2 separate regions of the Homo sapiens genome follow, and region 2 is linked to region 1. The links are chromatin loops, found by intact Hi-C in ENCODE. Cell type or tissue: heart left ventricle. All regions are shown on one strand. Each heading gives the region's core, and the rest is flanking DNA. Links, peaks and the distances in the headings are about the cores only.

Region 1 (16,078 bases), core at 3,301-11,300:
CAAATTATATTAAGTGGAATATTGGGTCTCTCTGTTTTAAACTGTCTTGGGCCACTCTACCTAGGGGACATTTGGGGATAGTTCTATGGCCTTATCATACCTCCTATTCGCAGATACTGGACTTCTCCAGGTAGAGGAATTCAGCTGTCTCCACTCCAGCCCTATCCTTCCACTCAAAACAGCCCCATCCTACTCAAAACAGCCCCAGATCTATTTTACAATTCAAATCTACCAAAGACTCAGGAGAAAAAAAAGACTTTCATTAAATAAATCTCTCCTTAGAAAACATGTGTTCTTCATGAAAAGTAAGCCTTTCTCAACTTTAACAATTCCTCGTGCCTATTCTAACATTCAGACAGCTGCTTGGGGTGGGGACCAGGGGAGGGGAGTCAGTCTAGTTGCTGCTGTCAGTCAGTGATCTCAGTAATGGGGAAAATGTTCCATGCCCCAGGTGTCCCAGGGGGACCTTTTTACCACATGCCTGGAGAGGCCAGTGACAAGGAGAGGAATAAGACCTCCTCCCCAGGCACAAGGACCACAGTGCTGTGCTGAAGAGTGGTGGCCAGAAGAAGGCAATTTGTAGAATGGCCTTGCTTTGGAGGTGGGCTTGTATCTCAAGTGTTTGCATTTCGCAGATTTGGGAAATGACGACTAGAAACAGAAATAGCTAAAGCACTAGACATGCAGTTGACAACATTCACTTAGTTGGAGCAGGACGTCTCTGTCCCTTAAACGCTGAATTTTAAGTACATCCAGACAAGGAGACAGATTTTTCCGTAATTGATAAATCCGTTAATTACCTGGCAGATCATGCCGGAAAGTGGCTGGGCTGACCAAAACGGGATGTGCCTAGAAAGAACTGTAGAAGTAGACAAGTCACATTCAGGAGGGTGGCCTCAAACCAGAACAGAGACCCTGCTCTAGCCCAGAGTGAAGGCTTTAACAGTGCTGTCCTGGGAGGGGAGGAATCTTGCTACCACATTGGCTATACTTGTACTGATTTTTAGCATTCATACTGATGCTCAAGTTAATTATAGATTACATGCTAGGGTTCAGCCCTTTTCAACCCTCTTCTTCTGTGATATCCTTAGTTAAAAGAGTCCTAAGGATAGCCCTACTCTGGCCCGGCGCGGTGGCTCATGCCTGTAATCCCAGCACTCCTTAGGTCAGGAGTTCAAGACCAGCCTGGCCAACATGGTGAAACCCCATCTCTATTAAAAATACAAAAATTAACTGTGAGCGCCTGTAGTCCCAGCTACTCGGGAGGCTGAGGCAGGAGAATTGCTTGAACCCAGGAGGCGGAGGTTGCAGTGAGCTGAGATCGCGCCACTGCACTCCAGCCTGGGCAACAAGAACGAGACTCCATCTCAAAATAAATAAATAAATAAATAAATAACCCTATTCTTGTGCTGTCAGTCTGGCCAGAGGATGGGAGACCAATAAACTGCCCTGTAAATAATGTTGTCTAATGAGGAGCCCTTCCTAATTAATGAACCCACTGTTGGATAAATTTCACCTTTCAGTCTCCTCTCTCCTTTTCTGTGTTCCTCCCTCTGCCTTGATCCATCTCTGCTTTTTTGCTTTCAGAAGATTCTTTTCTTTCTGCCTTTCACTAACTCCCCGTCATCATTTTGAATGTATTTTGCTTACTAGACCCTTTGGAGGAAAGCTCCAATGTATGTGCCAAGTGGCAGAATATTTTCAGCATGATAGCATTTCTATGAAGTTTTGAAAATATGCAAACCAATGTTACATATCATATGAATACATCTGTATGTTGTCCAGGGAGCACCCTGTTCCAAAGTATTCAGTATGTAATCCTCCTGAGAGAAAACATGAGGAAATACTACAAAATGGAAGGCTTTGATATGTCATTCATTAGGCCAAGTTGAAAATTATTTATATGAAAGAATATTATTAAATCCCTAACAGTTAATAGAAAAGAATATGTGTGTGCTTTGCATTTTTAAATAAACAAACTATGTATCTCCAGATGCTCTAAGATCTGATGCAGACCAAACAGAAAATAAGTTGTCATTCCCACTTTTCCTTCCTTCCCTACGTCCATGAATACTCACTGAGTTTCCTCTGAGGGCTGGGCCCTAAGGATACAAAACTGTCATAGAATTTGTCTCTGCCATCCAGCAGCCCATGTCCTAGCTGGGGAGAAGATAACATAACCCGTAAGTACTTGAGATAACTGTGCTAGCTGTGCATACAAGGCACTGAGGCAACATTCCTCAGGGTCTTCTGACATCTGCATGCAGTCAGGCAGATCCCCAGGCCCCGCTTAAATAAAGAACACTAAGGTTCCACAACCACAGCTCTATGTGAATAGAGAAGGGGAATGAACCTCTCTTCCTCTTTGCAAATATAAGTGTATGTATTTATAAAGTTTTTGGAAAACTTATTTAAGAAAGTTATTAGGATATTACACACCCATTCAATCAACAAACATTAAAAAACATCCAACCATACAAATCACTGGTGAGGATCTGGAGCAATGGACACCCTCACAGGCTGCTTATAGCAGTGTCAAGTTGGTACAACAATTTTGGAAAGCAATTTTGCCAATATCTAGTATAGCTGAAGATATACATATACTATGACTCAGCAGTTGCACTTGAGATAGTCTCACAGATGGGTACAAAGACACATGAATAAGAACAGTCTTTGTGTCATTTATAATCATGAAAAAATGGAAACAAGCTGAGTGGCCATCAACAAGATTCAGACTTGAAAAACTAGAATGGTGTGTAGCAGTGAAAGAGAATAAATTGGAACTATATGTACCAACACAGATAAATCTCAGAAACAAGTGGTAGAATATTTTCAGCATGATATAGTAGCATTTCTATGAAGTTTTGAAAACATGCAAACCAATGTTATACATTGTATGAATATATCCATATGTTGTAAAAGTATAACATTAAAAACAACAATGATAAAAGCTAATGAGTGGAACAACTGGAAATCTCATCAACTGCTAGTGGTTGTACAAATTAGCACAACCACTTAGGAAGCTGTTTGGCAGTTTCCAGTAAAAATGAATGCATGCAGATGAATGACCCAGCAATTACACTTCAAGGTATATACTGAACAGAAACACATACATAGATGGTCCACAACTTGGGTACATATTCACAGCAGCATAGTTCACAGTACCCCCAAACATAACCACCCAAATTGTTGGATGACCAGATGAATAAATTGTGGTACATTATACAATAGAATGCTACACAGCAGTAACGTAACTGAACAAACAAGTTTATTAATCTCACAGACATAATATAGAGCAAAGGAGCCCAGATATCAAAAAGCACATACAGTAGGATTCCATTTATATAAGGTTGAAAACAGGCTGAGTGCAGTGGTTCATGCCTGTAATCCCGGCACTTTGGGAGGCTCAGGCAGAAGGATCGCTTGAGGCCAGGAGTCTGAGACCATTCTGAGAAACACAGTGAGAAATCGTCTACAAAAAAAAAAAAATAAATTAAAGTTGAAAACAAAGGCAAAATTGGTTGACAGTGAAAGATATCTGGATGGTGGTTACCTTTGCGGGAAAGATGATGGCTGAAAGGGGGCCCCAAAAGGGCTTCTGAGATACTGATGTTATTATTATTATTAATTATTATTATTATGTTGGTTAGAGACAGTGTCTCCCTCTGTTGCCCAGGCTGAAGTGCAGTAGTGTGATCACAGCTCACTGCAGCCTCGAAATCGTGGGCTTGAGTGATCCTCCCACCTCAGCCTCCCTAGCAGTTGGAACTACAGGCGCATACCACCATGCTTGGCTAATTTTTAAATGTTTTTTTTTTTTTGTAGAGATTAGATCAGGCTATGTTGCCCAGGGTGGTCTTGAATTCCTGGGCACAAACAATCCTCCTGCCTTGGCCTCCCAACGTTCTGGGATTACAGGTGCGAGCCACTGCACCCAGCCCTGGTCATATTCTATTTCTTGATCTTGGTAACAGTTACACAGGGGTATTCATTTTGTGAAAATTTATTGAGGTGTAAACTTATAATCTGAGTTAGCATGCTATACTTTAATAAAAGTTAAAAACAAAACTAAACACTACTTGTAGACAGTGATCAATTCCTAAAGTTGTTTTACAACTTTATATTCCCAGTCAGGGGAATAAGCTAGGCATCTTGATCTTTGTGTCTTTTCAATGTAGATTAATTGGGAAATAATAAAATAGCTGCTATCCTTGAGGACCTGTGTTACTTCTGTTCACAGTGTCCATGTGATGAAGAAAGGGCTCTATCTGATGAAGAAATGTCAGAAGATCTGACTCTTGTTGGCTCTATCACCTATTGACGCTACAATCTTTGATGTGTCAGAGTATTCTCTCTTGCCTTATTTTTGGTCAAATGAGGACTGCAATAATGATTTGTGAAGATTACACAAGATGTATTTATGAACATATTTTGTAAACATTAAGGGGCTACAGATTTGATTTGTTATGATCCAACAAATGTGCAGCGAGATTATATTTATGTCTCATAATGGGCCTAACGTTAGAAAGGGGCCAGGCCTTCAATAATGTTTATCAAAGGATGGAATGAGCCTGTGTTTCAGGATGTGAAATACTCATTCATTTTTTTCTATGTAGATTGGGGAAGGATTATAATATGATTCATTTTTATGTTTGAATTTGTTAGGCTATGGTGCCCAGTTATTTGAGCAAACATGTCTAGATGTTGCTGTGAGGTACTTTTAAGATGAGATTAGCATCTAAATTGTCAGCTTTGAGTAAAACAGATTCCCCTTTATTATGAGGGTGGGCATCACACAATCAGTTGAGGGTCTTAAGAGACTGAGCTCCTCTGAGGAGAAAGAAATTCTGCCTCTAGACTGCCATCGAACTGAAGACTGCAACACCCACTCCTCTCCAGGTCTCCAGGCTGCCCTGCAGATTTTGGACTTGCTAGCTCCCACAATTGCCAGTTCCTTGGAACAGATTTATCTACCTCTCTCTCCTTCTATGTGTGTGTGTGTGGGTGTATATGTATATATACACACACACCCCCACACACACCTATTACACACTGTGTTTGGGTTCTCCAGAGAAACAGAACCAATAGGATGTGTGTGTATATATCTCCTGTTATGTCTACGCACACACACACAGTTCTATTTCTCTGGAGAACCCTAATTAATACAGTGTGCAATAGGAAAAACCTAAAATGTCTTCTCCTACTGTTTATACTCTCAAAGCAACAAAGAGCTAGGTGCAGTGGCTCATGCCTTAATCCTAGCACCTTGGGAGGTCAAGGCAGGAGGATCGTTTGAACCCAGGAGTAAAAGACCAGCCTGGGCAACATAGTAAGATCTAGTCTCTACAATATTTTCTTTAAAAATTAGCTGGACATGGTGATGTGTGCCTTAAGTCCCAGCTAGTTGGTTGGCTGAGTGTCAGGGGGGATCACTTGAGCCCAGGAGGTTCAGGCTGCAGTGAGCTGTGATTGCGCCATTGCACTCCAGCCTGAGTGACAGAGCAAGACCCTGTCTCAAAACAGCAACAACACAGATGTTTCTGGTCACCAAAATGTGTGAGTTTTGGCCACATTAAGCAATTCTCCACTTCTTGGCAGACATTGACTGGGTATCCTACAATTTAATTCAGTTCTGACACTTACTCTAGTCAGCACAGACGCCACAGGTTAAGGGCTCAATCCCATGAGACTGCCCCAAACATCAGATGCCAAGTGCAAATAGTAGGTTCCCAGATTACCCACACCTTTTGTCTGACTTGGTTACAAATCAGAGGTTCCCATGACCCCCCAGGGGTTCAATCATTTGCTAGAATGGCTCACAGAACTCAGAGAACTCTTTACTTTTGTTTACCTGTTATTATAACAGGATGCAATTCATGGCCAGGCATGGTGGCTCACACCTGTAATCCCAGCAATTTCAGAGACTCAGGCTGGAGGATCACATGAGCCCAGGAGATCAAGACCAGCCTAGGCAACATAGTGAGACCCCACCTCTATTTAAAAAAAAAAAAAAAAGGCAGGGGGGATGCAACTCAGGAACAGCCAGATGAAAAAGATGCACAAGGCAATGTATGGGGAAGGGGTTGTGAGCTTTTATGGCCTCTTAGGGGATGCCACCTTCCATGATTTCAGCAACCCGGAAGCTCTCTGAACCCCGTAGTTTGGGGATTTTTATGGAGGCTTAATCATGTAGACATGATCAACAATTAACTCAAATGCAGTCCCTCTTTCCTTCCTGGAGGTTGCAGAGTAGGGCTGAAAGTTCCAAACTTTTAATCATGGGTTGGTCTTTCTGGTGACCACCCCCCTTCCAGAAACCCATGAAGAGTCACCTCATTAGAACAAAAGGTGCTCCTTTAACCCAAGAAACTCCAAGGAATTAAGCTCTGTTTCAGGAACCAGGGTCAAAGACCAAATATTAGAACAAAGAATGCACCTAGCAATTGAGATGCTCAGGAAATTACAAGGGTTTTAGGAGCTGTGTGCCAGGAACTGGGGTCAGACCAAATATATGCTTCTTCTTATTTCACACAGAAGATAGGATGATGAGAGGAAATTTTTAAAGTAACTGTTAGGGGAAAGAGGATCTAGTCCCCATTTTAAATAGGCTTGGGTCAACTGTTTTGTCTGAATTGTATGTGAAAACACAATTTTTCCCCTTATAGTTTCCCTTAATTTTGTATTATTTAAGTGAAAGTGCAGGAGGTTTACCTATTTTTTTAAATGTGCTTTTTATTCTAGTACGTGTGTGTGTATGTGTTTTAATCATAGTTTAAATCATAGTATATGAATTCACATCCTGGTTGTTTTTTTTTCTTCTTTGAGACGGAGTCTCGCTTTGTTGTCCAGGCCGGAAGTGCAGTGGCGCAATCTTGGCTCACTGCAACCTCTGCCTCCCAGGCTCAAGCAATCCTCGTGCCTCAGCTGCCCAAGTACCTGGGACCACAGGTGCATACCACCATGCCTGGCTAATTTTTGTATTTTTAGTAGAGACGGGGTTTTGCCACGTTGGCCAGGCTGGTCTCAAACTTCTGGTCTCAAGTGTTCCTCCCACCTTGGCCTTCCAAAGTGCAGGGATTACAGGCATGAGCCACCACACCCAGCCCCACATCCTGTTTTTATTGTTATATTTATAAGCAAGCAATTTTCTGTGTTGTGACAAACTGTCATAGATATCACTTTTAATGGCTGCATATCCAACCTATTGATATTAACTTATGTACTCATTCCTCTATTGTTTACATTAGATGGTTGTTGATGTTGTTACTGTTATTTAAAATATATAATGCAGCTTGGTGGGTAAAACACGAAATTTGAAAAGCTTTAGACCTGAGTTTGAATCTCAGAAATGCTACTTCTTTTTTTTTTGAGACGGAGTCTCGTTCTGTTGCCCAAGCTGGAGTGCAGTGGCGCGGTCTCAGAGAAATGCTACTTCTTAGCTGTGTGACTTGGGACAAATTACTCAACCGCTTTAATGTGAGATATGGGTGATACTACTTATATTTTATAGGCTGTAACGATTAAGTGAGATAACACATATAAAATGCCTAGTAGAGCACCTGGTACATAGGAGGCATTCAGTAAATGAGAAGTATAAAATTTCCAGTTCACTTTATAAAGTTCATAAGGGCAAGCAATAATTTTATTGTTTCCAACACCTACCATGGTTTATGATGCATAGAACTTAGCATAATACATATTTGCTTTCTTGAGCTTTGCAGAAATTTAGGATTATTTTCTTAAGTGGAATCACTGAGCCAAGGCTTATAGACAGATAAGGCTTTGGAAATGTGTTATAGATTGGTCTCTACCTGGCCAGGGGTGGGTGAAATTGGGCCAGTCGCCAAGGCTGGGCTTGCTGGGGATGGCCTGTTTCAGGAGCATGTTGGGAGTGTGGTAGTTTGGTTTGTGGTGGCTGCTCCTGATTTGGCTGTTCTCAAGTCTCTGGCTTTTGAGAGATATATGAATCTACAATAGCATTTTTGTTGTGATATAATCTCTGAGTACTTACAAAACAATTGCCGAGGTGATATATGATCGTTTCTATGGAAGAGCTTAGGGAGACCAAAGCATCAGGTGAATACACCTTGGTTGCTCCATTCTGAGCCCTTTGGATCCAGCTCTGTCAGCCTGTTCCATACCTGGAAGTGGTATAGCCAGTTAGAAATAATCTCTGTAAAGAGATTAAAGATACTGTCTTTATACAGATTATTGCACATTTATGCTTCTTGACTATGTCAAGGGTTGAAATTCAGTTTAGGCCTTCTACCAAGTAAAGTACCCATCTACCTGAAAGAATCAAATGGCTGTTATATTTAAAGGCAGCATGAGGGAAAAAAGCAGAAGTATGTAAGGCCTCTTTTTCATCATATTTGATAAAAATGAATTAGCAATCTTGATTAGCAAAAAGGCAGGGGATAGATCTCTCTCTCACTCATTTTTTTTTTTTTTTTTTTGAGACAGGGTCTGGCTCTGTTGCCGAGGCTGGAGTGCAGTGGTATGATCTTAACTCAATGCAACCTGCACCTGCCAGGCTCGAGTGATTCTCCAGCCTCAGCCTCCTGAGTAGCTGGGATCACAGGCATGCACTATCATGCTCAGGTAATTAAAAAAAATTTTTGAGAGATGAGGTCTCATTATATTACCCAGGCTGGTCTTGAACTCCTGGGCTCAAGCAATCTTCCTGCCTTGGCCTCCAAAATGCTGGGATTACAGGTCTGAGCCACCATGCCTGGCTGGATATCTCTTTTTTTAATCAATGGGATGAAATAAATAAATTCTCTGAGTTTGCAAGTAGTGCAATAATCACAAATGTTTAGTATTCATAATGGCATATATATATTTAGGTATGAATAATGCTGTTCTGCATATATGCCATTTAAATTAGACAGAGTAAGTTTTGAATTAATTTTCTGGTGTGTAGTAGCTTAAAAGAGAGTGAAGGCTGGTTGTGGTGGCTCATACCTGTAATCCCAGCACTTAGGGAGTCTGACGAAGGAGGATCACTTGAGCCCAGGAGTTCGAGCCGAGGCTGGACAACATAGTGAGACCCTGTCTCTACAAAAAATAAAAAACAAATTAGCAGGGCATGGTGGCGAGCACCTGTGGTCCCAGCTACTTCAGAGGCTGAGGCAGGAGGATCACTTGGCCCAGGAGGTTGAGGCTGCAGTGAGCTGTGATCATGCCACTGCGCTCCAGCCTGGGTGACAGAGTGAGCTCCTGTTTCAAAATAAGAAAGAATGTAAGAATGAAAGAATGAAAGAAAGAAAGGAAGGAAAGAGGGAAAAAGAAAGAGAGAGTGAATACAGTGTACCTTTTGAGAGCTCTGAATATTTTTTAAAAAGTATAATGTCATTTCCTTCCAAAAGAATTTTTTTCCTTTTTAAGTCCAAAAGGTTTTCAAAAGATAAAGATTGCGCATTCTTTACATAGTGTAAAATTAGTTCTTTCAAATCAACTTAATTAAGCTTGAGTAAAGAGATCCTGTCTATGGGACAGTTTGTGGATATGTATTATGTATGTATAAATGTGCAAAAACACTTTACTGGCTATTTATAAAAGACAGAAGGGTCATATGCCCAGTTAGGAAGGGGAGAATATTGTAAAATAAGATTTAAAAACTTTTCTTAGAAAGACGGTTTCAGTATACTTAATTTTTCCTACCCTTTTCTTTCAATAGAGAGTTGTCATCGAAAATAACAAGACTATTCTGGATATGAGTAACACTGAGGAATAAGATACTAAGCCATTAAAGAAGGGTATAAAAATTATGTCTGACACAGGATATGGAGAGAAATATGATGAAGATGAAATATGACAACAGAATCAAGGTAACTGGTATGAATTTGCTCTGTGATATGCAAATACAAGGAATGTCATATTTCATTTTTTTATATCAAATTAAATTTTGCTCAAGACTGCCACCTACCCCGGATAATTAGAAATCTAATCAGTCATTTTGCAGTGCCCCTTCCGTTTCTCTTGAGATTCATCAAAAATATGGCTGGGCATATTGGTTCACACCTGTAATCCCAGTACTTTGGAAGGCTGGGGCAGGAGGATCGCTTGAGCCCAGGAGTTCAAGACCAGCGTGGGTGACATGGCGAGACCCCATCTACAAAAAAAATACAAAAAGTTAGCCGGGTATGGTGGTGTGTACCTGTAGTCTCAGCTACTAGGGAAGCTGAGGTGGGAGGATCATTTGAGCCTGGGAGGTCAAGGCTGTAGTTAACTGTGATCATGCCACTACACTCTAGCCTGGGAGGACCCTGTCCCCTGTCCCCCCAAAATAAGAGATTCATCACAGATAATGCTAGCAAATGTTTACATATCTGCACCAGATAGGTCATAGTATTATTACATTCATTTTTAAATTAAGGACACTATGGTACAGAGAGTAGTTTGCACTAGACTGCCTGGCTAGTAAGGAACCAGGATTTGGACCCAGGCAGTCTGGTTTGGGAGTCTGTGCTCTTAACCACTATAGTATGCTGTACTAGTTTCAGAGTTTATGCATTTCAGCAGTATTCAGACAGGGCTGTTGGTCTCTTTATTCCTAGGCATCATCCCTATGTAGGAGAGTCCAGAACTGTTGCCCCATGATCTGATACCTGGAGTCAGAAAATTGCTGGTCTCTGATCAGATCTGACAGCAGACACATTTTGTCCTATGAGTATAGTACCTTTTAACACTCTGAACTGACAACATTAAAAGATGGAGGTTTCATTAAAAAGTGAAGATTTTCAGTTTTTATTGAAAGATCAGAAGATTTGGGAACAGCACCAGTATTCTTGCTGACCATAAGCTGAAGCTCATCGTCTTCTGCCACTTTACCTGACATGTGTGCTTTCCTTGCTCTCCCTGTTTCTATCCTGAGGCCCTTTACTCTTCTAAGTTACTTGACAGATTCAGTGGTCAGACTTTAAAACAAAACAAAACAAAAAAAACTCTCCTTCCTAACAAAGCCCAGTCTGTCCTTCCAATAAGTAGAAGAAATAACACTTGTTCCTTCACGGTGAGTTAACCACCCAGGCACAATGAATTTTCACTAGCACTGTTATAACTTTTTGCTTCCATAAAGACTGAGATTGGTTTGGTTTCCCCCATCATCTCCCCAGGGACTGGTATTTGAAGCTTTGGCAACCTCTTTGGCCCTTCCCTTGTCTTTGCCTTATAGATCAATCAGTTGCCAAATCCTAGATTCCACCACCAAACCTCTGTGACCACAACCTCCTCTATGTTCACTACAGCCACTTGCAAGACACCAGCTTAATGCAGGCCTTCCTGGCCCCTTTTCTGGACTGTCCTAATACATGGCCTCTTAAGAGGTCTACTGGCTCCCGTTTGTCTTACTCTATTTTCCATTTCCCATTTCCTCTCCTTATTCCCAAGGATGGTCAGATGAATCGAACCTTTTTTTCCCAGTATTTGCCCTGAGTTTTTCTACTTCTGTGATCATCCTTTCTTTTAAATACTCCCTCCACAAACACCCACATATTCAAAATCTACCTCTCTCTTAGTAACCTCAAATTTCACATTCTCCGTCTTTCCATGATCCCAATCAGAAGCAATTTCTCCCCGCTTTTAAAGCACGTAACACATTTACTCTGTGTTTACAAACATTGTCCCTACTTGTCAGTAAATCTTTTGAAAGTAGAGTTAATTTTTGAGTCATTTTATATGCTCACAACTCACAGGATAGTATCTTGCAAGTATTACTAGCAGGTTTTCAATAATTTTTGAAGGAAGGAAGAAAGGAAGACAGGCTAAAGTCTCCTATGAGGTAAAAAAGTATTTAGCCATAGGAAGTTATTTACTTTTTGTTACTGTTTTTTCTTCTCTATAATGTAGAAGAAGAACTGGAATATCATTTCTAAATCTATACTATTCAATTTAAAAATAATATGGCAAAACTAGGCTGGGCATGTTGGCACATGTCTGTAGAACTAGCTATTCCAGAGGCTGAGGTGGGAGGATCACTTGAGCCCAGGAGGTTGAGGCTGCAGTGAGCCATGATTGCACCACTGTATTCCAGCCTGGGCAGCAGAGCAAGCCTCAAAAAATAGTAAATTTAAAAAAATAAAAATAATATGATAAAACTGTTAAAAACCATTATTTCTTTCTTTTAAATTTTTTTTTTATTTCAATAGGTTTTTTGGGAAAAGGTTGTGTTTGGTTACATGAACAAGCTCTTTAGTGGTGGTTTGTGAGATTTTGGTGCACCCATCACCTGAGCACTATACACTGTACTCAATGCGTAGTCTTTTATCCCTCATCCCCCTCCCACCCTTTCCCCTGAATCCCCTGAGTCCCCAAAGTCCCCAAACGTCCATGGTATCATTCTTATGCCTTTGCATCCTCACAGCTTAGCTCCCACTTGTGAGTGAGAACGTACAATGTCTGGTTTTCCATTCTAAGTGAAGTGAGTTACTTCACTTAGAATAACAGTCTCTAATTCTGTCCAGGCTCCTGCAAATGCCATTATTTCATTCCTTTTTATGGCCGAGTAGTATTATATGGTGTGTCTGTGTGTGTGTGTGTGTGTGTGTGTGTGTGTGTGTGTATAAAACATTTTCTTTATCCACTTGTTGATTGATGGGCATTTGGGCTGGTTCCATTTTTTTGCATTTGCGAATTGTGCTGCTATAAACGTGTGTGCAGGTATCTTTTTCATATAATGACTTCTTTTCCTCTGGGTAGATACCCAGGAGTGGGATTGCTGGATCAAATGGTAGATCTACTTTTAGTTCTTTAAGGAATCTCCACACTGTTTTCCATAGTGGTTGTACTAGTTTTCATTCCCACCAACAATGTAAAAGTGTTTCCTTTTCACCACATCCACACTAACATCTATTATTTTTTGATTTTTTGATTATGGCCATTCTTGCAGGAGTGAGGTGGTATTGCATTGTGGTTTTGATTTGCATTTTCCTGATGGTTTTGATTTGCATTTTCCTGATAAGTAGTATATTAGTCCGTTCTCATGCTGCTATAGAGAACTGCCCTAGGCGGGGTGTGGTGGCTCACGCCTGTAATCCCAGCACTTTGGGAGGCCGAGGCAGGAGGATCACGAGGTCAGGAGATCGAGACCATCCTGGCTAACACGGTGAAACCCCGTCTCTATTAAAAATACAAAAAAATTAGCAGGGCATGATGGTGGGTGCCTGTAGTCCCAGCTACTCGGGAGGCTGAGGCAGGAGAACGGCATGAACCCAGGAGGCAGAGCTTAAAGTGAGCCGAGATCGCGCCACTGCACTGCAACCTGGACGACAGAGCGACAAACTCCGTCTCAAAAAAAAAAAAAAAAGAACTGCCTGAGACTGGGCAATTTATAAAGGAAGGAAGTTTAGTTGACTCACAGTTCTGCATGGCTAGGAAGAACTCAGGAAACTTTCCATCATGGTGGAAGGGGAGGCAAACATGTCCTTTTCCACAAGGTTGCAAGAGAGAGAAGTACCAAGCAAAGGGAGAAAAGCCCCTTTTAAAACCATCAGATCTTGTGAGAACTCACTATCATGAGAACAGCATGGGGGTAACCACCCCCATGATTCACTTATCTCCCACTGGGTCCCTCCCAAGACACGCGGGGATTATGGGAACTACAATTCAAGATGAAATTTGGGTGGGACCAGGCACAGTGGCTCTCGCCTGTAATCCCAGCACTTTGGGAGGCAGGCAGATCATCTGAGGTCAGGAGTTTGAGATCAGCCTGGCCAACATGGTGAAACCGCGTCTGTACTAAAAATACAAAAATTAGCTCAGCGTGGTTATGCATGCCTATAGTTCCAGCTACTCAGCAGGCTGAGGCAGGAAAATCACTAGAACCTGGGAAGCGGAGGTTGCAGTGAGCCAAGATTGTGCCATTGCACTCCAGCCTGGGCGACAGAGTGAGAGTCCATCTCAAAAAAAAAAAAAAAAAAAAAAAAAAAAGAACAAAAGAAATTTGGGTGGGGACACAGCCAAACCATATCAAGTAGTGATGTTGAGCATTTTTTCATGTTTGTTGGCCATTTGTATATCTTCTTTTGAGAATTGCCTATTCATGTCCTTAGCCCACTTTTTGATGGGATTGTTTGTTTTGTTCTTGCTGATTTGTTTGTGTTCCTTGTAGATTCTGGGTATTAGTCATTTGTCGGATGTATAGATTATGAATGTTTTCCTCCCACTCCATGGGTTGTCTGTTTACTCTGCTGATTATTTCTTTTGCTGTGCAGGAGCTTTTTTAAATTTAATTAAGTCCCATCTATTTATCTTTTTGTTGCATTTGCTTTTGGGTTCTTGGTCATGAAGTCTTTGACTAAACCAGTGTCTAGAAGGGTTTCTCCAAAGTTTGTTCTATAATTTTTGTGGTTTCAAGTCTTAGATTTAAGTCTGTAATCCATCTTGAGTTTTGTATAGGGTGAGATATGAGAATCCAGTTTCATTCTTTTACATGCGGCTTGCCAATTATCCCAGCATCATTTGTTGAATAGGGTGTCTTCCTCATTTTATGTTTTTGTTTGCTTTGTCAGAGATCAGTTGACTATAAATATTTGGCTTTATTTATGGGTTCTCCATTCTGTTCCATTGGTCTATGTGCCTATTTTTATACCAGTACTATGCTGTTTTGGTGACTATGGCCTTGTAATATAGTTTGAAGTCAAGTAATGTAATGCCTCCAGATTTGTTCTTTTTGCTTAATCTTGATTTGGCTATATGAGCTCTTTTTTGGTTCCATATGAATTTTAGGATTGTTTCTTCTAGTTCTGTGAAGAATGGTGGTGGTATTTTGATAGGTATTGCATTTAGTTTGTAGATTGCTTTTGGCAGTATGGTCATTTTCACAATATTGATTCTACTCATCCATAAGCATGGGATGTGTTTCCATTTGTTTGTGTCACCTATGATTTATTTCAGCAGTGTTTTGTAATTTTCCTCGTAATGGCCTTTCACCTCCTTTCACTTAGGTTAAGCATATTCCTAAGGTTTTGTTTTGTTTTGTTTTTGGCAACAATTGTAAAAGGGGTTGAGTTCTTGATTTGATTCTCAGCTTGGTCGCTGTTGGTGTATAGCAGAGCTACTGATTTGTGTATGTTAATTTTGTATCCTGAAACTTTGCTGAATTCATTTACCAGTTCTAGGAGATTGTTGGATGTCTTCAGGGTTTTCTAGGTATAAGACCATGTCATCAGCAAACAGTGACAGTTTGACTTCCTCATTACCAATTTGGATGCCTTTTATTTCTTTCTCTTTTCTGATTGCTCTGGCTAGGACTTCTAGTACTATGTTGAACACAAGTGGTGAAAGAGGGCATCCTTGTCTTGTTCCAGTTATCAGGGGCAATACCTTCAACTTTTCCCCAGTTGGTATAATGTTAGCTGTGGGTTTGTCATAGATGGCTTTTACTACCTTAAGGTATGTCTCTTATATGCCAGTTTTGCTAAGGGTTTTAATCATGAAGGGATGCTGGATTTGTGAAATGCTTTTTCTGCATCTCTTGAGATAATCATGTGATTTTTGTTTTTAAGTCTGTTTATGTGGTGTATCACATTTATTGACTTACAGATGTTAAACCATCCCTTTATTCCTGTTATGAAACCCATTTGATCATGGTGGATTATCTTCTTGATATGTCATTTGATTTGGTAAACTAGTATTTTGTTGAGGATTTTTGTATCTATGTTCATCAGGGATATTGGTCTGCAGTTTTCTTTCTTTGTTATATCCTTTCTTCATTTTGATATTAGGGTGATACTGTCTTCATAGAATGATTTAGGGAGGATTCCCTCTTTCTCCATATTTTCTTTTTTTTTTTTTTTTTTTGGTGAGGGCAGCAGGGAGACAGGGTCTTGCTCAGTTGCCCAGGCTGGAGTGCAATGGTGTGATCACAGCTCATTGAAGCCTCAACCTCCAGGGCTCAAGCAGTCCTCCTGCCTCAGTTTCCTAAGTAGCTAGGACTACAGGAGTGTGCCCCCACACCTGGCTAATTTTAACATTTTTTGTAGAGACAGGGGTCTTGCTATGTTGCTGAGGCTGGCCTCAAACTCCTGGCCTCAAGTGATCCTCCCACCTCAGTTTCCCAAAGCACTGAGATTACAGG
Region 2 (16,078 bases), core at 2,710-10,709, 52 kb before region 1:
ACCTTCACAAAGCGGGACAGCAAAGTCCTGGACAGAAAAGGCCACTGGGAGAGTTTCCTGGGGCTCAGCCAGGCTGCTGTCTTGTTCACACCCCCAGGAGGGTAAAGTGCTCTGGGTTATCCATAGCTCACTCAGTAGGGGTAAGTGAGAGGAAGGGGAGGTGAGCAGGAACAGACATATTGATGACGGGGCTCATACAACGTGATTTTGTCATTCCAGCCACCTGGTGTCCTCCGTGGGTTTCGGATCCCAAGCTAATGCCCCCTTTTCCCTACTATAGCAATGTTGAAGGCCCCTTCAGCACCCCTATTGCCCTTCATACCATAATTTGGCTGAATAACTCCAGTCCCCACCTTGTCCCATGAATTCTCAACAGGTTTCAGTAGGGGTTCAGTGTGGTTTCCTGGTCTTCTCCCTTCCCCTTTGCTTGAGTGATGTAGTGGGTTGAACACATCCCCCCACAAAAGTATGTCTAAGTCCTAACCCCTGGAACCTATGGAGGTAACTTCCTTTGGATAAAAAGTTCTTTGCAAATGTAATGTAAGGATCTTGAGGTCAAATCATCCAGGATTTAGCCGGGCACCGTAGATCCAAGGACACCTGAAGAAGAGGAGAGGACACACAGACCCAGAGGAAAAGGTTATGTGAAGATGGAGTCAGGAATTGATGAGCACCACAAGCCAAGGTACAGCAAAGATGGCCAGCAGCCACCAGAAGCTAAGAGAGAGGCATGGAACATGTTCTCCCTCAGAGCCTACAGAAGGAGCCAGCCCTGACAACACCTTCACTTTGGACTTCTGGCCTCCACCAAATGAGAGAATAAGTTTCTGTTGTTTTCCGCCACCCAGTTTGTTAATTTGTTATGGCAACGCCACGAAACTAGGAGAGTATAATTTGGAAAAGATCTTTAAGATCCGCCACCCAGTTTGTTAATTTGTTATGGCAACGCCAGGAAACTAAGTGAGTATAATTTGGAAAAGACCTTTAAGACCTGAGTTGTTATCTACCCACGTTGTCTTTTCAACAGCATTGTGTAAGCTGATGCAACCAGGACTTGCAGGTGTTGAGGAAGAGTGCTAGGTCATGTGTTGTTAACCATCAGCCCCTAAAGCCAGTGGCTGTTCATGGCAGATAACACCTCTCTTATTCTTATCACCTGAGAAAATGAGAGAACAGCCATGCAGCTTAGGGACCACTCAGCTGGGTGGGGAGTGGGTGGAAAGGGCAATCATTTGAGCAGGGTCACAGGACTTTCCTCTCCCCACTTCTTTTTGCTTAGCACATAAGCAGGAAAAGAACAGTGTCCCTGTCCACAGCAGCCGCCACCAGTTAGACTGCAAACACAATCCTTTTCTTTTCTTTCTTTCTTTCTTTTTTTTTTTTTTTGAGACAGTCTCACTCTACTGCCCAGGCTGGACTGCAGTGGTGTGATCTTGGCTCACTGCAACCCCTGCCTCCTGGGTTCAAGCGATTCTCCTGTCTCAGCCTCCCAAGTAGCTGGGACTACAGACATGCGCCACCACGCCCAGCTAATTTTTGTATTTTTAGTAGAGACGGGGTTTCACCATCTTAGCCAGGATGGTCTCGATCTCCTGACCTCATGATCTGCCCGCCTTGGCCTTCCAAAGTGCTGGGATGACAGGCATGAGTCACCGTGCCCAGCTGTCCTTTTCTTAAATGATAGAATTTTCTCTATGGGGCAAAGCAATGCAACATTCACAATCAGAGAAAAGAAATCCTCGCACCCTCACTATTCTCTTTGGTCTTTTCCTCTCCCAGGCACCAGCCCTTTCACCTGATGTCAGAGCAGCACAGCTGAAAGCTGTAACCTGGGTGAGGTGGAGGGCGACTAGCAGGCATGCGCAGGTGAGATCCCCTGGGGCAGGCCTTGAAGGGCCAAGGTGGGGCATGGCTCGCTTTGGCTGTTTTGGTTTTCAAAATGTTTAAATGCTGAAAGTTCATGTTGGTAGTTGGCATGTAAGGATCTTAATTTGTTCTGTTCATTGCAAAAAAAATTCTCTCATTTTACAATAGAGATTTTTGGCAGTCACTAAATGGTGCAGTGCTATTGCCTCAGTTAAGACATTTCTGTCAACATATTTATGCCATGTATGGTTGCTTTTGTGTCTCTCATTTCATTTGAGTCTCCCAATAGCCCATGAGAGGAGTAGAGCAGGGATTATTACCCCATTTTAAAGGGAGAGAACTGAGGCTTATGAGGCTTAGGGGATGGATAGTGGGAAAATAGGGGAGAATTTCAAGCTGGGGGAGGAGCCTGAAACAGCCAAGAAATCTTCGTGGCTAGAGAGCAGGTCATGTGGATGAAAGACATGGGGGAACGCTCTGTGATTTGAAGAGGTGCCTGGAGAGGCAGCTGGGGGTGACTGGGAATGCTGACCAAATGGCAAGAAAATGAGAGAAACCTGTAGTTTGTGAGCAGAGTGTCCTTCCTGGAGTCTGAACATTCAACAAGAGGTGAACTTGGGGAAACCGTGTCTCCTTAACCAAATGACTGCCCAACGTAATGATGCTTCATGATAATACAATGGATGAACTTTGTCCTCTGCCATGAAGAGTAGAGGCGGGTACTCTTTATTGTACTTTATGGCAGTGTGTCATTGCATCGTGGGCCTGGCTATCAAACGGGGTCCCCCTATACAAGGCAGCATTTTGGGAAGTTGGCTCTATTGGGCACCAGGAGGCCTGAATTAGTGGATGTGACCGTTGGGTTATTAGCCCGAGCGGCCCTGAGCTTTGAGAGGAGGAACTTGGTACCTCAGCAGGAGGCCTGTCCTCAGCTGGTCTGACACATCACATTTGCTTTTTGATTTGCACACATAAAATGAATCTCCCCAACAACCCTCTCCCCAAAGCCTCATCAATTATAACTGCTTTTGTCCTTAGCATCCTTTTGTTGACCAGCTTGGAAATTAGTTAGAAGGAAGAAGAAAGGGAAGTTGTCTTTGCGGGTAGTGGCACTGGAGAGCTGGCTGCTAATGAAGGAGTCCTGAATGGTGCGATTGTGCTGCTGTTTATATAGTTTTTATTTTAATTTGCATCCGTACCAGGCTCGAATCCCAAGAGTCATTCAGCCGTGTTTGGAGCTTTTATCTCCTTCCATGGAGCCAATTCTGCCAGCTTATCATTTGCCTCAAGGAAATTAATGTGGCTCTCCCCTCCCTTCACTTTTATCATGTGCTGTTGAATTGTTTATACATCCATGGAGAGAAAGAAAGACTCTGCAGAACCGTAGAAGGAGGTTTCTCTCCTCACGTTGCTGGCTCATCTGAGACTCCTCTCTCTGGTTAAAAGGCTTGTAGAGCCAAGGTCTCAGAGAGCAAGGATGGAAGGGAAGGGAGGGGGTCACAGCATCAAAGGCCCAGAACTCCTGCTGTTTTTTTCTTGTCTCCATATAGCTGTTTTCCTCTTCGACAAAGTAAGCCTTCCCTACGACTTTCAGAATAGAGAGCAATGATTATATCTGGAAAGATCTGGAAAGACCTCTTCTCACCACTGTATTGGGTCAGAAATCCTGGTGCATGCAGGGGGCTTTGTCCTTGGGGCCCCTCCCTCATCCTTATCTCAGCTTTCGTAAGGCAATTCCTGCCAACTTCAGATTACTTTCAAATCTCTATCTCCGGCAGTCCGGTTCCAGAAATGAAAAGACTTAGATGCTGCCCTCAAGGAGTCATGGTTTGGTGGGCATGAAGGAGGTTATAAAAGGCAGTGTACAGTGTGCCCCAAGGTGCAGAGGAGCTCATGGGTCTAGAGGCCTCAGGGAGAGCTTCTGGAGAAGGAGCCTCCAAACCATGCCTGGAAGGGGAGGAGGCTTTTCAGTCTAGGTCAAGCTGTGTAACCAAGCACATAGGCTGAGAGGACATGAGGATGGAGGGACATGCACTATTGCGGTGTGGGGAGGGGGAGGGGCGGTTGCGGAGCGGCAGGGGGGTCAGTAGGGGGAATGGGGAGAGCCGCTGGAGTGCTCTGGGCTGGCAGGACCACGCTGCACAGGCCTGCGGCAGGTTCCGCTTGCCCAGAGCTTTGTGCCCATGTGAAGGGAAATGAGATTTCAGGCTACAGCTGAGAGGTCGGAGGTGGAGAGAGCGCCATGGGGGAGACTGAGCTGGTAGAAGACACTCAGGGAGTTTAACTCTCTCTGTGCCAGCAGTGGGGTGGTTGGTCTGGACAGGTTGAGGGGGCACCTGTGGGGAGGCTGTAGTCAGAGTCCAGGCAAGAGAGGCACGCATCTACCCAGGAGCAGCAGCCGCCGTGATTTCAGAATCCAGCCCTTCCACATGACTCCCATCTAGTCAGTCACCATTTCCTGCACAGTCTGCTTCCGAACGCTCCGGAATTTAGTCCCTGCTGTCTATTCCCACTGACGTGGTCCAGGTATTCGTTACTCCTATGTTCTCCTAAAGTGTGGTTCTGGTCTGGCTCTTTCCTGACTCCGTAGCGTCACTGCATAGAGGTCACCCTCAGCACGGCATGGCTGGCCCCCTCTCTGGCCTCCTTTCCAGCCACCCCCATTTCATGCCCTCCTCTTCTCATGCCCTCCTCTTTGCTCTTAGTCTCCAGTTCCTGGAAGCTGCCTTGCCCTGGGGCATTTCAGTTCCTTTTTCTGCATTTAGAAACACTCCCTCTACTCTGCTTGGTGAATTCTCATCCTCTAAGATGTAGTTCAAAGATCATCTCCTGGGAAACCTTCCTCAGCTCCCCAGACGGAAGTGCGTGCTTCCTCCTCTGCCTGGCCAGAGCCCTGTCTTTATGCATCTCTCCCTGGCTTCTCCTGTTAAATTCTAGGTGATGGTTTATGCGTCTCTCTCCTCCGCAGGACTGCCAGTTCCTTGAGACTGTACCTGGTAAAAGGCCAGTCTGGGGGACAGAAATGGGTCTCCCCAGGCCGTTCACCTTTGTAACAACAGCTCCCCACTCTGTACCTGGCCCAGGGTATTGATTTGCTGAATTCAATTAAGTAGGCAGTCTGCCTGACTCAGGGAAGTGGACAGCCTGGAAGAGAATCTAGATGTGCACTGTCCAATAGAAATAATGCGAGTCAGATTTAAAATTTTCTAGTAACCTCATTTTTAAACAACGTTAAAAGAAACAGGTAATCAAATGTTCATAGCTACTTTATTTGCAGTAGACCCAAACTGGAAACAAACCAATGCCCAGCAAGAGGTGAATGTATCAGCAGCAGTGAATCCATATGGGTCTGTGGCAGCTTGATTCTTGCCGCCTCAGGCGAAAGAATTCATCTGAGGGACATAAGGTGTGGTGAGAGACTCTTCAGAGCAAGAGTGAAAGTTTATTAAAAAGTTTTAGCGCAGGAACAAAAGGAAGTAAAGTACACTTGGAAGAGGGCCAAGCGGGCGACTTGAGTCCAAGTATGCTGTTTAGCCTTTGACTTGGGGTTTTATAATTGGCATGGTTCTGGGATTTGTGTCTCTGCTCCCCTGATTCTTCCCTTGGGGTGGGCTGTCTGTATGCACAGTTGCCTGCCAGCACCTGGAAGGGGCCGTGTGCACAGGTGTTTATTGAAGTTTTGCACATGCTCACTTGAGGTATTCTTCCCTTATCAGTTGAGTGTTCCTGGAGGAAGGTTATAGACCAGTGAAACTTTGCCCTGTTGCTTCTTAGTGTACATGCTTGAGCCCACTCACCCAACTTCTGAGATCTTATCAGGAAGCGGCTGATCACCAGCTTTAGGTGTTTTCTATCTATTGGGAGACTGCCTTTAAGCTCTGGCACTGGCTGTGACCAATTATTATTTTAGAGAGACAGTTTAACAACCACCTGCTGGTCACCTAACATGCCTGGAGGTGGGGGCCCTCTCCTGCCTTGCTCATATCTGCCTAGCTAACTGCTCTAACAAGTGGATAAACAAACTATGATATATAATAGAATACTACTCAGCAATAAGAAGGAATGAACTACTGATACATGCAACAACATGAATGAACCTCACAATAATTAAACTAAGTTAAAGCAGTAAAAAATATATATTACTGTATAATTTTATTCACATAAAATTCTAGCAAATGCAAACTCCATATGCAGATCAGTAATTAGGGATGGGGGATTGGCAGGAAGGACTACAGCAGGGCATGAGAAAACTTTTTGGGGTTGACGGAGATGTTCATTATCTTAATTGTGATGATGGCTTCATGGTATTGTATATACACATGTCAAAACTTACCAAGTTGTGCAGTTTATTGTGTGCCAATTATACTTCAGTAAAGTGTAAAAAAAGAAGCAGAATGATTTAAATGTTTTAACACCATATATTGAAAATGTTATCTTTTAAACGTATAATTGAGGCTGGGCATGGTGGCTCACGCCTGTAATCCCAGCACTTTGGGAGGCTGAGGTGGGCAGATCACTTGAGACCAGGAGTTTGAGACCAGCCTGGCCAACATGGTGAAATCCCATCTCTACTAAAAATACAGAAATTGGCCAGGAATGGTGGTGTGCACGTGTAATCGAGCTACTCAGGAGGCTGAGGCCTGAGAATTGCTTGAGCCTGGGAGGCGGAGGTTGCCGTGAGTCAAGATTGAGCCACTGCACTCCAGCCTGGGTGACAGAGCAAGACTCCATCTCAAAAAAAAAAAAAAAAACCAAAAAAACAAACATATAATCAATATAAAAATTACTAGTGAGATTTTAAAACTATTATTTTTGTGCCATCTTTGAAATCTTATGTGCATTAAAAACATTTTTTTAATAGAAATGGAGTCTCACTATGTTGCCCAGGTTGATCTTGAACTCTAGGCCTCAAGTGATCCTTCCCCCTTGGCCTCCCCAAATGGAATTGTAGGTGTGAGCCACCATGCCTGGTGCTATGTGCATTTTACACTTACAGCCCAGCTCACTTCCGACTCACATTTCAAGTGCTCAACAGACACATGTGACAAGTGGCTACTATGTTGGACAGCAGAGATCTAGACCCTCTAGTGAAGCCCCGATCAGAATTGTTTCCTCCTCAGGACTGGGCAAACCCTGAGTAAGTAACTCCTCGCATTTACTTCTGAAGCGGTTTTGAGTTGCCTCAAGAGCCCTTTTCGGTGGGCCCAAAAAGCTTGGGCACTCAGGGGGCTGCAGGTCAGAGGCTGGCTCTGGAGAATTAGATTATAAACCTAGAACTCTGTGTAAGCTCCCACCTCCCGCTTCACCCACCCTTTCTTCTTCCTCATTTAAACTTGAAGAATAATATTCTCTTTGCATATTTGCTTTCTGAGAACAGCTGTTTATGTCAGGAAGCAAACTGCACTTTATTGACTGCATGCAGGAAATTGGTGCTGCTCTGAGCTAAGGTGAATGCCTGCTGGGTGGGCATCAGCCTCTGAGAGATGGAGTGAGTCTGGGGGCTGTCTCTGGACTTTGGACCTGGGGGAGTCTTATTACTGAGTGGCCTTGGACCCCACACAGACCTTCTCCAAGTCTAGGATCTGCTTTCCCATTTCCTCAGCTTCTGTCAAGAGGTCAGGAGGAGTGGGGGGAAGAGGGGAATGCTGATGGTAGTGAGATAGGAGTTCACAAGATACAAATCATAAAGACCCCACAGATAAAACAGGATGCGGTAAAGAGGCAAGTGAAAATCAATCAAAACCCACGTGACCACAAAAGCAATCTCTGGTTGTCCTCTCTGCTCGTTATACACTAATTATAATAAATTAGCATACTAAAGGAAATGCCCACTAGCGACATGACAGTTTACAAAAGCCATGGCAACCGTCTGGAAGTTACCATATATGGTCTGAAAGGGAGAGGAACCCTCAGTTGTGGAAATTCCCCACCCCTTTCCCAGAAAGCTCATGAAAATCCACTCTTTGTTTAGCATGTGATTAAGAAATCACCATCAAAATAGCCAACCAGCAGCCTTTGGGGTTGCTTTGCCTGTGGACTCTCCACCCTTTCATTCCTTTACTTAATAAACTTGCTTTCACTTTGCTCTCTTGGCTCGCTCTTCCTGTTTGGAGCCAAGAACCCACATGACTTCCTGGGCTGAACCCCAATTTTGGGGTTCACCCTGTGACATCTTGACAAGCAGTGGCTTTATCAGCCGTGTGGCTGCTGGGTCTCCTTAGGGGTTATCTGGCAGGGGCTATGTTAAGGACGGTGAGAGCTATTTATGGTTCTGTCACTTAACCAGCTCAGGGTCCCTAACTAAGTTTCCCTTCTTCTCAGGGCCTCAGTTTCTCCCTCCATAGAATGGAGGAATTGGACTAGACACCTCAAGGGTACCTTACAGCCTTGTGAGGAACAGTAGTTCTAACGGAATTGAACTGAACACATACCGGTGTGGGCAGTATCCTGCATAAGGAGGAGGTTACAAGAAATACACATGACACAGTCCTCCCGTATTATTGGGAAGTAGATTTATACCTTTCTGACAATTTTTACAAGTATTTATTGCTTTTGCAAGTAAAAAAAAGGCAGGGAGAGGGAACAAATAAACTGAAAAATAAAAAGTAAACAAGCAAAAGACAACACCGCATTCTCCATGATGTGCTTATTTCACATTGCATGCCTGTATCAACACATCTTATGAACCCCATATATAAATATACTTACTATGTACCCACAAATTTTTTTATTTTTAGTTTTAGTTTTTTGAGACAGAGTCTCAGTCTGCTGCCCAGGTTGTAGTGCTGTGGCGTGATCTCAGCTCACTGGAACCTCTGCTTCCTGGGTTCAAGTGATTCTCCTGCTTCAGCCTCCCAGGTAGCTGGGATTACAGGCACCCACCAGCACACCTGGCTAATTTTTGTATTTTAGTAGAGACACGGTTTCATCATGTTGGTCAGGATGATCTTGAACTCCTGGCTTCAAGTGATCCACCTGCCTCGGCCTCCCAAAGTACAGGATTTACAGGTGTGAGCCACCACACCCGGCCATGTTTTTTAAAAATAATAATAATTAAAAAAAACAACAACAAAACTGGAGAGTGAGAACTAATTCCTAAAATGATCGGTATATTTATTTTTAATTTTCAATTTTTTTTTTTTTTTTGAGAGACGGTCTCACTCTGTGGCCCAGGCTGGAGTGCAGTGGCAAGACCTCGGTTCACTGTAGCCTCCACCTCCCATGCTCAGGTGATTCTCCCTCGTCAGCCTCTCAAGTAGCTAGAATTGCAGGCACATGCACCATCATGCCCGGCTAATTTTTGTATTTTTTGTAGAGACAGGGGTATACCATGTTGCCCAGGCTGGTCTCAAACTCCTGGGCTCAAGCAGCCTGCCTCCCTTGGCCTCCCAAAGTGCTAGGATTATAGGCATGAACCATCACTCTTGCCTTTTAATTTAAAAGGTTTTTTTTTTTTTGAGACAGAGTCTCACTCTGTTGCCCAGGCTGGAGTGCAGTGGCACCATCTTGGCTCACTGCAACCTCTGCCTCTTAAGTTCAAGCAATTCTCCTGCCTCAGACTCCAGAGTACCTGGGATTACAGATGTGTGCCATCACACCCGGCTAATTTTTGTATTTTTAGTAGAGACGGGGTTTCGCCCTGTTGGCCAGGCTGGTCTCAAACTCCTGACCTCAGGTGATTCGCCCGCCTCAGCCTCCCAAAGTGCTGGGATTGCAAGCATGAGCCACTGCGCCTGGCCGAAAAGTTTCAAACACACATAAAAGTGGAGAGCATAGTGTAATGAATCCCCATATTCCCATCACCCAGCTTCAGCAATTAACGTACTGCCATTCTTGTTTCACCGATTTCCTCCAGCTTCTACTTTGTTTTGTTGCCAGTTCTAATGTTTTTAAAGCAAATTTCTGGTGTCACATCATTCCCCCCATAAATACTTGAGCAGATATTTAACACATAAGGACTTCTGATAAAACATGGTATACCATTAGCACAACCAACACAGTTAACAGTAATTGTTAAAATATCATGTAATAAAAAAAGAAATATGTAATAATGTTTTCAGATTTTATTATTTTTTTGAAATGGAGTCTCGCTCTGTTGCCCAGGCTGGAGTGCAATGGTGCCATCTTGGCTCACTGCAACCTCCGCCTCCTGGGTTCAAGCAATTCTCCTGCCTCAGCTTCCCAAGTAGCTGGGATTACAGGTGCACACCACCACGCCCGGCTAATTTTTGTATTTTTAGTAGAGACAGGGTTTCACCTTGTTGGTCAGACTGGTCTCGAACTCCTGACTTCAGGTGATACACCCACCTCGGCTTCCCAAAGTGCTGGGATTACATGTGTGAGCCACCGTGCCCTGCCAATGTTTTCAGTTTTTCTGATATCTTTTACCACTGGTTTGTTCAAACCGGTAAAAGAATGTTTGGGGCTTTAAAAAGTATTAAAAAATACTTTAGGCTGGGTGCAGTAGCTCACGTCTGTAATCCTAGAACTTTGGGAGGCCCAGGAGGAAGGATCACTTGATTCCAGGAGTTAGGACCAGCCTGGGCAACATGGCAAAACCCCATCTCTACTAAAAATACAAAAATTAGCTGGGTATGGTGGTGCATGCCTGTAGTCCCAGCTACTCAGGAGGCTGAGACAGGAGGATCACTTGAGCCCAAGAAGTGGAGGTTGTAGTGAGCTGAGATTGCACCACTGCACTCCAGCCTGGGTGAAAGGGTGAGACCTTATGTCAAAAAAAAAACCCAAAAAACAAACAAAACTTGTTAAAAGGAGGATCACTTGAGCCCAAGAGGTGGAGGTTGTAGTGAGCTGAGATTGTACCACTGCACTCTAGCCTGGGTGAAAGAGTGAGAACTTATGTCAAAAAAAACCCCCCAAAACAAACAAAACTTGTTAAAAGTATCATCATACAATACGTAGTGAATTAAGTGCTTGTTTTTCCTTTGTACACTGAAGACAGATGGGGGCCCAGGACTTTTGCATGACTCTTGGACATCTCTGTTCCAACCTACTATTAGGAGAGTGGTATTCATTACCTTCCTAATACCTTCTTTTTGTTGCTCTAATCTTTCTTTGTCTGGATCATCTTCTTGAGTTTTTGCAAGCCACCTCCCTTCATGGCAGCTCTTGAATCAGTCAGACATGAACTGAAACCCTTCTGTGTTACTTGATAGCTCTGTGACCTCAGGCAAATTACCTCTCAGAGCCTCAATTATTGTAAAATTTGGCAAGATCTATTGTAAATGTGGTGAGATCTTGACTTACTGCAACCTCCACCTCTTGGGTTCAAGAGATCCTCCCGCCTCAGCCTCCCAAGTAGCTGAAAATATAGGCATGCACCACCATGCCTGGCTAATTTTTGTATTTTTCGTAGAGATTTTTGTATTTTTTGTTGTTCCGGCTGGTCTCGAACTCCTGGGCTCGAGCAGTCTGCCCACATCACCCTCCCCAAAGTGCTGGGATTACAGGCGTGAGCCACCACACCCAGCCCAATGTGATGTTTTAATATATGTATACATTGTGAAATGATTAACACAATCAACCTAATTAACATATCCATCACCTCACATACTTTTTTTTGGCCATCTTAGTATGTATTTTTCCAGATGTATTTCTATTTACAAATACTTGTATGTCCTATAGAAATGTATGGTTTAGTGGGGAGTGTACATGTTTAAATATAAACATAAACATTGTGCATATTGTTAAACAATTCACTTTTTTCACTTAATACATCTTGGAAATTTTTCCATGTCAGCACTCAGTGAACAACGTAGTCTTTCTAATTGCTGCATAATATTCCTTAATATGACTGTTCCATAACTTATTAAGCCATGCCTTTACTAGAGGACATTCAGGTTGTTTTCAATTTTATGCCTTCACAAACAATTTTATAATTAGCATTTTTGTACATGCTTTTTCAGGCACATGTGCAAAGTATTTCTCAAGGTTAGACATTAGAAGTAGAATGTAGGATCAAAGAGCATGCACATTTTAAAATTTAATGCAACCTAATTGTCCTCCTAACTTCCAGTGCTGGGCATTTTTAGTCTTTCTAATTATTCCTACTCTTTTTTCTTTTTTTAAAAGACGAGTTGACCGGGCACGGTGGCTCACGCCTGTAATTGCAACACTTTGGGAGTCCGAGGCAGGTGGATCACGAGGTCAGGAGCTCAAGACCATCCTAGCTAACACGGTGAAACCCTGTCTCTACTACAAACACAAAAAATTAGCTGGGTGTGGTGGCAAGCGCCTGTAGTCCCAGCTACTCGGGAGGCTGAGGCAGGAGAATTGCTTGAGCCCGGGAGGTGGAGGTTGCAGTGAGCTGAGATAGCACCACTGCACTCCAGCCTGAGCGAGACTCCATCTCAAAAAAAAAACAGTCTTGCTTTGTCACTCACCCAGTCTGTGTGCTGTGGTGCAATCATAGCTCTCTGTAACGTTGAAACTCTTAGGCTCAGGCAATCCTCCTATCTCAACCTCCTGAGTAGCTGGGACTACAGCTATGTGTTATTACTACCAGCTAATTTTTAAAGTTTTTTTTTGTAGAGAGACACAGTCTCTCTATGTTTCCCAAGCTGGTCACGAACTCCTGGGCTCAAGTGATCTGCCTGCCTCGGCCTTCCAAAATGCTGGGATTACAGGTGTGAGTCACTGGCCCAGACTAATGGTTGCTAATCTGATGAGAAAACAATGATAATTTAGTATTTAAGTGTATTTATATGTTTACAGTGAGATTTGGCATATTTTCCTTTGCTGTTGGCCATTTGTATTTCTGCTATTGTGAATTGCCTCTTTATATCCTTTGCCTCCCACCCCCTTTTCTTTTTTTTTTCTTTTTTTTTTTTGAGACGGAGTCTTGCTCTGTCACACCTAGGCTGGAGTGTAGTGGCGCGATCTCGGCTCACTGCAACCTCTACCTCCTGGCTTCAAGCGATTCTCCTGCCTCAGCCTCCCGAGTAGCTGGGATTACAGGCGCCTGCCATCACGCCTGGCTAATTTTTTGTATTTTTATTAGAGACAGGGTTTCACCGTGTTGGTCAGGCTGGTCTCGAACTCCTGACCTCAGGTGATCCACCCATCTCGGCCTTCCAAAGTGCTGGGATTACAGGCGTGAGCCACCGTGCCCAGCCCTCTCTCCCACCCCTTTTTTTTTTTCTTTTTTCTTATTGAATTGTAGGGATTGCTGGTATACTGAATATTAGTTCTTTGCTTGTAATACCTGCTTCAGATATTTTAATATGTCACTTGTCTTTTTAACTTTGCCTATATCTTTCATTGTTCTGAATTGTGAGTTGCTATGTTGCCTGGGTTTTTAATCCTTTTATCTTCCTGGCTTGTTTTTGTGCCTTTCTTAAGAAGGCCTTCCTTATCCCATGGTTATAAACATGTGGAAACCATTTTTAGGTTGCAGTGAGTTGGGACTGTCCCCAGGGGACAGAATCTGGTAGGCCTTCGGGACTTAGGAGAGAAGCGCAAGTGGAGTGAGTTTGCTCTGGGGGTCTAGAACTCCACGTTTTCCTCATCGGAGAGAGCAATGCACAGAAGCCATGGCTGCATGGATGGTCACCATGACCAGAAGCAAGTCTAGAGAGAGAGCTTTAAGCTATTGCTGTTGTCTTCCACCCTAGGAGGGTGCAAAAAAAATGTGAGGCCACCCTGAAGGCCCAGTTTTTGGAGAGTTCCATCCTTTCCTTGCAATTTCCTTGACACAGCAGTCCCAGAACAATGCAGATAAGTGTAACAGGAGTAGTTTTGAGGACATGCTCTGTCCTCAAAGGCAGCTGCCATGTAGTGGAAAAAACAGTCACAGTCCCAGTGCGGTGGCTCATGCCTATAATCCCAGCACTTTGGGAGGCCCAGTAGTTTAAGACCAGCCTGGGCAACAAGGGAAGATCTCGCCTCTACAAAAAATAAAAAAATTAGCCAGGCATGGAAGAAAACTTAAGCCCAGGAGGTCGAGACTGCAATGAGCCATGATGGCTCCACTGCACTCCAAGTCTGGGGAACAGAGGGAGACCCTGTGTCCAAAAAAAAAAAAGCCATCACAGAGAGGTGTGGTTCTGATGCCAAACACAAAAGCATTTATCATTACAAGGTTTCACTGAAGTATCTGCATTTGTAATGCACCATGCTAGGTAGGGTGTAGAAAGAGTGATTCTGGGGGAATGTCTGTTCTTTTAGAAATGGCCCCCTCCACAGAGGTACAATAGAACAGTGGAACAGAATCAGACATCTGTGATTGTGTTCTAGCTCCGTCCTTTGGCAGCTATGAAACTGTGAGCCAATCAGTGAGCCAAGGCCTCAATCTCCTCTCTGAAAATGGGAATTACCCCAGCTTGTGTGGGGTATTATGAGGATGGATGACGTGATGAATGGGAAAGTCGGTTGTATGTGCTCTAAGAAGTATAATATGGACTTAGCGTTTGGGGACACATGAAGAAGAGGATATGGTCTCTGTCCTCAAAGAGCTTGTGATGTACACATGTAGAAACATAAAACAGGACAAGACAGGAAATGATCAAGTTGTCAAATTGTAAGGTAGTGGAAGTTGGAGAAGAACCAGTGTTCAGGACCAGAGTAAAATCCTATCTGTGGCTGTGCTCTTATGAAAGCTGCCCAAGCGTGAAATGAAACGAAATCATCCAAAGGTGATCATCTTGTCAGCCTGAGTCTTTTTGTCCTGTCTTGTTCTGAAGAACAGCGGAACACCTCTTGGGGCAGCTTTTGTCCTGGGCTCCTGGCTCTAAGGCCACCTCTTTCTTTTTTTTAATTAAAGGTTACTTTTAAACTTTTATTTTAGATTTAGGGGTACACATGAAGATTTGTTACATAGATAAACACGAGTTATGGGTGTTTGTTATACATAATATTTCATCACCCAGGTATTAAGCCCAGTACCCAATAGTTATCTTTCCTACTCTTCTTCCTCCCCGTACTCTCCCCCTCAAGTAGACCCCAGTGTCTGTTGTTTCCTTCATGTTCATAAGTTATTATTATTTAGCTGCCACTTATAAGTGAGAACATGCAGTATTTGGGTTTCCGTTCCTGCATTAATTTGCCTCCAGCTGCATCCATGTTGCTGCAAAGAACATGATTTCATTCTTTTTTATGGTTGCATAGTATTCCATGGTGTGTGTGTACCATATTTTCTTTATCCAATCTGTCACTGATGGGCATTTAGGTTGACTCCATGTCTTTGCTATTGTGAACAGTGCTGCAGTGAACATTCACATGCATGTTTCTTTATGATAGAATCGTTTATATTCCTCTGGGATATACCCAATAATGGGATTGCTGGGTCGAATGGTAGTTCTGTTTTTAGCTCTTTGAGGAATTGCCCCACTGCTTTCCACAATGGTTGAATCAATTTATAATCCCACCAACAGCGTATAAGTGTTCCCTTTTCTCCACAACCTCACCAGCATCTGTTAGTTTTTAACTTTTTAGTGATAGCCATTCTGACTGGTGTGAGATGGTATCTCCTTGTGGTTTTGATTTGCATTTCTCTAATGATCAGTGATATTGAGCTTTCTTTTCCATATGCTTGTTGGCTGCATATATGTCTTCTTTTTTTTTTTTCTTTTTGAGACGGAGTTTTGCTCTTGTTTCCCAGGCTGGAATGCAATGGTGCCATCTCGGCTCATCATAACCTCTGCCTCCCAGGTTCAAGCGATTCTCATGCCTCAGCCTCTCCAGTAGCTGAGATTACAGGCATGCGCCACCACACCCAACTAATTTTGTATTTTCAGTAGAGATGGGGTTTCTCCATGTTGGTCAGGCTCCATGAGGTCTCAAACTCTTGACCTCAGGTGATCTGCCCTCCTTGGCCTCCCAAAGTGCTGGGATTACAGGCATGAGCCACCATGCCCGGACCTTTTTTTTTTTTTTTTTTTTGAGACGGAGTCTCGCTCTGTCACCCAGGCTGGAGTGCAGTGGCGTGATCTCGGCTCACTGCAAGCTCTGCCTGTCAGGTTCACACCATTCTCCCGCCTCGGCCTCCCAAGTAGCTGGGACTATAGGCATGTGCTGCCATGCCTGGCTAATTTTTTGTATTTTTATTAGAGATGGGGTTTCACTGTGTTAGCCAGGATGGTCTTGATCTCCTGACCTGGTGACCCGCCCACCTCGGCCTCCCAAAGTGCTGTGATTACAGGCATGAACCACCGTGCCTGGCTTTTTTAAAATTTTTGAGACAGAGTCTTGCTCT

What was found. A loop is a pair of places that touch in the nucleus more often than their neighbours do. Peaks named below come from ENCODE experiments on the same cell type or tissue, not always from the same donor. Only the 100,000 strongest peaks of a DNase experiment are listed, where the experiment ranks them.
Region 2: it touches region 1 in a loop (2.0-fold over the local background); 2 of 110 quality-filtered maps call a loop at or near these places.

What each region holds. Positions count from the first base shown.
Region 1 is chr2:55,074,241-55,090,318 of GRCh38, reverse strand. It overlaps LOC105374662 (a long non-coding RNA gene), which reads right to left and starts at 10,114. Exons shown (of 3, transcript XR_002959387.2): 1 at 10,024-10,114; 2 at 8,012-8,141; 3 at 3,247-3,472. It also overlaps a transcript of RTN4 not described here. In heart left ventricle, for the core only: no CTCF peak of the experiment used is centred there; a DNase peak (open chromatin) is centred at 6,878.
Region 2 is chr2:55,125,748-55,141,825 of GRCh38, reverse strand. It overlaps a transcript of RTN4 not described here. Among named protein-coding and RNA genes, the nearest start is that of RTN4, 83 kb to the right of the region's middle. RefSeq lists a cis regulatory region at 815-1,398 and enhancers at 7,639-7,933, 7,763-7,952, 7,254-8,166. In heart left ventricle, for the core only: no CTCF peak of the experiment used is centred there; no DNase peak of the experiment used is centred there; H3K4me3 peaks cover 1,192 bases; H3K27ac peaks cover 1,981 bases.